Linked DNA regions of Homo sapiens: region 1 is linked to region 2. Evidence: read pairs that join two places in POLR2A ChIA-PET (ENCODE). Cell type or tissue: OCI-LY7. All regions are shown on one strand. Links, peaks and the distances in the headings refer to the core of each region. The heading gives the core; the rest is flanking DNA. Region 1 has its middle 41 kb from the start of ZCCHC7. Region 2 has its middle 34 kb from the start of LINC01627.

Evidence for each region. Peaks named below come from ENCODE experiments on the same cell type or tissue, not always from the same donor. Only the 100,000 strongest peaks of a DNase experiment are listed, where the experiment ranks them.
Region 1: POLR2A ChIA-PET joins it to region 2 with 7 read pairs; 4 of 35 experiments call an interaction of 5 or more read pairs at or near these places.

Annotation. Positions count from the first base shown.
Region 1 is chr9:37,078,214-37,081,122 of GRCh38, forward strand. It overlaps the pseudogene EBLN3P. Among named protein-coding and RNA genes, the nearest start is that of ZCCHC7, 41 kb to the right of the region's middle. RefSeq lists an enhancer at 1,388-1,867. In OCI-LY7, for the core only: no CTCF peak of the experiment used is centred there; DNase peaks (open chromatin) are centred at 1,388 and 1,658; H3K4me3 peaks cover 2,463 bases; H3K27ac peaks cover 2,485 bases.
Region 2 is chr9:37,359,153-37,362,061 of GRCh38, forward strand. No RefSeq gene overlaps it. Among named protein-coding and RNA genes, the nearest start is that of LINC01627, 34 kb to the right of the region's middle. In OCI-LY7, for the core only: no CTCF peak of the experiment used is centred there; no DNase peak of the experiment used is centred there.

The DNA.
Region 1 (2,909 bases), core at 223-2,722, 280 kb before region 2:
AGGCTGGAGTGCAGTGGTGTAATCACAGCTCACAGTGACCTTGAACTTCCAGGCTCAAGCAATCCTCCCGCCCCAGCCTCCTGAGTAACTAGAGCTACAGGCGTGCCCCATCACACCTAGCTAATATTTAAAATTTGAATTATTTAAAAATTTTAATTTTTATTTAATTTTTATAAAAAGATTTTATAAAAAGGAGATTTATTCTTTATCTTATTTTTTGAGACAGGATCTCAGTCTGTCACCCAGGATGGAGCACGGTTGCATGATGCATCACCGTGCCTGGCTAATTTTTAAAATTTTTTAAGAGATAGCCTGTTGGTATATTACCGAGGCTGGTTTCGAATTCTTGGCCTTAAGAGATCCTTCCCCCTTAGGCTCCCAAAATGCTGAGATTACGAGTGTGAGCAACCCCACCAGCCCGGCCAGGCATTCAAAATTTATCAGACCCAGAGAGACCTGAGTATGAGATGTCAGTTAGCACCATCCCCATGTACACTAGCAATTGTTTAAAGGCACTTTGTTCTTTTCTGCCCTGTACAAGCATCACCCTTTATCTTCGTGTTCCCAGAATCCGTGATAGAAAGAACAAGTATAGCCAATGGATAGGTTGTTATTTTAATGTAAATTCTTGGAATACAATTTAGCAAGGGCCTCTTCTTTTTTTTTCCTTTAAAAATTCACTTGTAGCCGGGTGCAGTCGCCCACACCTGTAATCCCAGTACTTTGGGAGGCAGAGATGGAAGGATCAATTCCTTTGAGACAAGAGTTCAAGCTTCCTGGCCAACAAAACAAAGAACTCACTTGAAACTGCTGCTAAGATCATGTATTAAATTAAGGGTAACTTGAAGTGATGCTCCCAGTTTGCATTCTTGAGACTTGGCCCAAATAAATTCTCTATTTATATTAACTTTGCCTCCGTTTTTCCTTTAGGTTGACAGTTATTTCTAAAGTTGTACAGAAGGGTTTACCTTGAGTATTAAAATAAGGTGTGAGAAAGGCAACTGAAGCCAGAGGCTCCCATCACAGCCTTGTGGCCTTCGGAGGCTTCCAAAGGATCAGCATTAACTGCAATATTTAGGAGGAGTGCAGCTCTTCAAGATTCATAAAGTGTTAAATCTGTTGCCTGGAATTCCAGAAAGAGGGGGAGGAAGAGCACAGTGTGAACTGTGTTCAACTTCAACCTAAAGGTAAAAGCGATCAGCCTAAGATCAGGAGCGCAAGGGAGAAGCTTGAAGCCATGCGTTCTCACGGAGGCGTTTCCCGCTCCAGGGCTGCCCAGGCCCGCGGGCCAAGCAGCTAGCCGTGCGGGCCGTCGTCACGCCCGCGATCAGATCAGCTCCCCGCCACGTGGCACTGGGAAGGCGTCCACCAAGCTCCAGGGAGAAGGAGGCGGAGCCCGGCCTCAATCTCACCCGTGTCCTCATGGGAGTTGTAGTTTTCCTTGCGGGCGTAGAGGGCACGAACTCCCGGCTTTTGCCCGATAAATAGCATCTCTTTTGTACGAGTCATTCAAATAATAGACGCAATCTAGGTAACTTCAAGAGAAGATGGGAAGGGGAAGGGGCAAAGCATGGAAGGCAAATCTAAAGATTATGGGCGGGGCAGAGAAAGGTTCGCACTTAGTACGCATGCGCATACCAGGCGCGACAGGTGGGCGGACACAGAAGGCGACGCCTAGGGCTGTGTTGTCCCGGAAGTGCCTTCTCTCCTCCCGGGTCTGCGCGGACGCGGCCTCCTTACCTCATTTGTCCTCGCCCCTCCCCGTCCCTCTACGCGTTTTGGTCCCTGTTTGGTGCTTTCTGTTTGCAGCTACGGCAGTGAGTATGTATGTGACGGACCCCGAGTCACCCGCGGCCTGGGACCCCTGCCTACCCTCCGTCTCGCCAGCCGAGCTGTGGAACTAGCGCGTGCCCCCTCGCCGACCTCGGCGTCTCCGGTCCGCCCCTCACTTGTGGTGGGGCGCAGCTCCTGGTCCCTCAGCTGCGCGCCGCCCCACGCGGCCGGGCTGCGGGTCTAGGGGGTCCGCATCTCCCTGGCTTTCCAAGGGCTAAGGTCGTGATTCTAGGGCGGCTGGGCGTCCAGGGCCTCGGTGGGGGTGGCGTGTCTGCCCTTTTTATCTCCCCGCAAGGCCCCCAGTCTTCTAGGGAAGCCAGTCAGTGAAGCGCGGAGGTCCGGGCGCGCCGAGAGAGAGTCCAGTCTTTGAGGACCGAGTAGTCCTGGGCCACCTCCCGCCTCTGCTGTCAGAAGCAGCAGCTGCCGCCGTGGAATCCAAAATTTCGGGAGCTGTGACCCTTTCCTCATGTAAAACGAGTAGTCTTGGACGGTGAGCGGACAGTTGCCTTCAACTTTTGGGAAGAGCTGCCGGTTCGGTGGAAAAGCTGTGGCTGGGAATCAGGAGGCCTGGGTTCTAGCCGTGGCTCCCCCACGGACTCGCTGGCGATTCCAGAAAGCTCTTATTGAGGCTGAATTTAAGATTATATCAGATTACACAGTTGAATTAGGGGCTCCATTAGTAGGGCCCTTTTAGCTCAGTGAATAAGTTTCTCCAACTATAAAACGAGAGCGTTCAATTTGATGACTTTTCAGGTCCCCTCAGAAGCTCTTGACTTTGTGGTTTTCTTTTTCTTTTAAAAAATTTTTTCTAGGACCGTTAGAGAAATGACTTCGTGTTTGAATAGTTAGGCTGTCGCATACAAAGACTTTTAAATGGATTGTGTGTATACTTAGGAAGGCATTATGCTTTCAAGAGAATCTGAGGATGGGGAATAAAGTCAGGAAGGATCGCAAGTGAGGATTATATTAATATGATAATTAGCACGGTAAGAGACTGCATGACCGAAGGAAAAGGGCTAAGGGAAAGGTGAAGGAAATGTTTCCGGATAGGATTAGTTCTCATAAAAATCATATAT
Region 2 (2,909 bases), core at 291-2,790:
CTTCATTTCCTGGTAAGAGAAGAACAGAAACATGGAGGAGTCTTTGCTTCATTTCCTCTTCATTTCCCTTGCCCCCAGCTGTTACACCAAATGTTCAGTTAAGGTGAATCAGTCAGTCAGTTTATTAACATACAGACTCTTCATACAACAATGGGGAGTTTAAAATATGTATAGATTCAACCATTAATTAAATAAGACTTTACATGGATAAATACAAGAGAAGAAAAGCAAATGTCCAAAACAGTAAAGATCTGTATAGTTGGTAGGATTAAGAAGATTCTAAACATCTTACCTCTGGCCCAACTTTGATTTGAAGCAGCTTGAGTGGCTCCTATCTTGGGTTCTACCTTGGTTTGTGTTTGGCCTTCTCAAAACAGAGCAAGGGGAACCAGTCTCCCATTTTCTCCATGGAAAGTCTTGCTTTCATGGACCTTGCTATTTGCAGTACTTATTAGTAGCTCTTTATTTTTCTGTTATACAAAGATTATGTAATCATTTTAAGGGGGAAAAATGTTAAAAACAAGTCATATGTGATTCTTTCACACAAAAATGTAGTTAAAATTATTAGTGTCTATTTTTTCAGACTTTTCTATACCTATGTATACATTGTTTTGTAACCTGTTTTTCACTTACTTTGGGAACAAATACATGTCTGCACTTTTGCATGATGTTCTATTATATGGCTGTGCCATGATTTAATCAGCTCCCTGTCGAGCATTTTGTTTCCAATTTTTATTATTTTTGAAAAATTCTTCTACATAATATCTTCTCCATTTATTCAATTGTGATAAAATGGAATTTAGGGTCAGAGAGCATGCATATATTTCATAAAAGTTTTAATACATGATGCCAAATTATATTCCCAAGTCAGATTCTTCCCCAATCATTTATATGTCCCTGGCAGTTTGTGAGTATTCATCTCCCCATTCCCACAATCACATGGAATATTGCCATTCCCTTGTCTCTTTGCCACTCTGATGGGCAGCAAAGAAACATTATTCATTAGTGCTGCAGTGAAAAGATTGATGTGGGTTTGTCTGTGTAAGGAGAGACAGGATTAGCAATATAGGGAAAATCTGTTTTTAAAAGATGTGGAGAGAAGCTTCTCATAGGAAACAACTGAAAATTCTTCTGCCAACAAAAAATTACATACAAAATAAGGGAGCCTTTCATTTGTTTATAGCTGTCCTGATCCCCTGGTCTTATGCTTCGCTTTCTCAACAAAAGGAGGATGCTGCTGGCATCTAATAAGTAGAAGCCAGAGATGTTGCTAAATATCCTACAATGCACAGACTAGCTTCCCACAATGAATCTGGCCCAAAATGTCAATAGCGCTGAGGTTCAGAAACCCTAGTTGAAACCCCAGCTATTTCTCAAATGGAATTCTGTTCACTCGAGAGAGAGTTCACGTTGCCTTCCACATCTAACAGGATGTGCCCTTGTCTTACAAGGCTTTGCATTTCATCATATTGCCAGTGTTTGAGAGACTGGTTGGACATGGCCATTCATGTGAAATAAGGAACACTAGTTCCATGGCATGAAGGTCTACAGTCTGGACCACTTTGTGGAGGATCTGGGCCACTGGAGACTCAGCCAGCTGAGGGAAATTAATAGTTTAGGAATCATGGAAACAAACACTAGAGTGCCAGGCTATGGCTTGAGCCCTGGCAAGAAAAATATAGAACTGTGGTGTGAGAACAAAGGGATTCAGCTAGTGAGGGGAGGAAAGAGTTGGAGACTAATCTGATGGGACACTTAATTGGGTCAGAATGTCATTAGGCTGTAGGAAGGAACCCTCACCAGGATCCAAATCCAACATAGGCCCTTAGATCTCACAGTTGGACTTTCCATTTCAAAGAAGCACCAATGTTTTGGTGATTTATTACACATTGCCATGCAGTGAATCACAGGATGAAGCTGATTGGTGTGTGATTTGAGCCAAAAGTTTTTCTGTTCGTTTAATATATGTTACTTTTTTTTTTTTTTTTTTTTTTTGAGATGGAGTCTCACTCTGTCACCCAGGCTGGAGTGCAATGGCATGGTCTCAGCTCACTGCAACTCCACCTCCCAAGTTCAAGCAATTCTTCTGCCTCAGCCTCCCAAGTAACTGGGACTACAGGGACGTGCCACCACGCCCAGCCAATTTTTCTATTTTTAGTACAGACGGCATTTCACTATGTTGGCCAGGCTGGTCTAGAACTCCTGACCTCGTGATCCACCCACCTCGGCCTCCCAAAGTGCTGAGGATTACAGGCGTGAGCCACCGTGCCCGGCCTAAGTTACCTCTTAAAATGATTTCCTGGGAAATGATTCCATGAAAACCCAGTAAAGGAGTGGGGAGGGAAGTGAGACAGGGAAAAGAAGAGAAGGAAGCCAAGCTGGATGCTTATCAAGTCATGTCTCATAAAGAGGAACTTTCAGACTCACAGGGAACGCTAGAAAGAGTGTAGGCCACACCTCAAAGTTGCCCTAGTAAGGGGCAATGGAGCTGTAGTGTGTGTATCTTTTTTTTTTTTTAATTAGTCATTGTTTAAGCCAGGTAAATTGGGTTTAGGCAGCCCCCTGACGGATGGAGATATGAATGAAACACCAATGTCATTCGCTACAGCCATAATCTCAGAACAGTTCTTCTTACAAAAAGATACTTGGGGCTGGGCATGGTGGCTCACGCCTGTAATCCCAACATTTGGGAGGCTGAGGCAGGAGAATACTTGAGCTCAAGAGTTGGACACCAGTCTGGCAACACAGCAAGATCTCATCGCTACTAAAAGTAAAAAAAAAAAAAAAAAAAAAAAAAAAGATTGGCCAGGCATGGTGGCTCACCCCTGTAATTCCAGCACTTTGGGAGGCCAAGATGGGAAGATTTGCTTGAGTCCAGGAGTTTGAGACTAGCCTGTCAAATTAGTGAG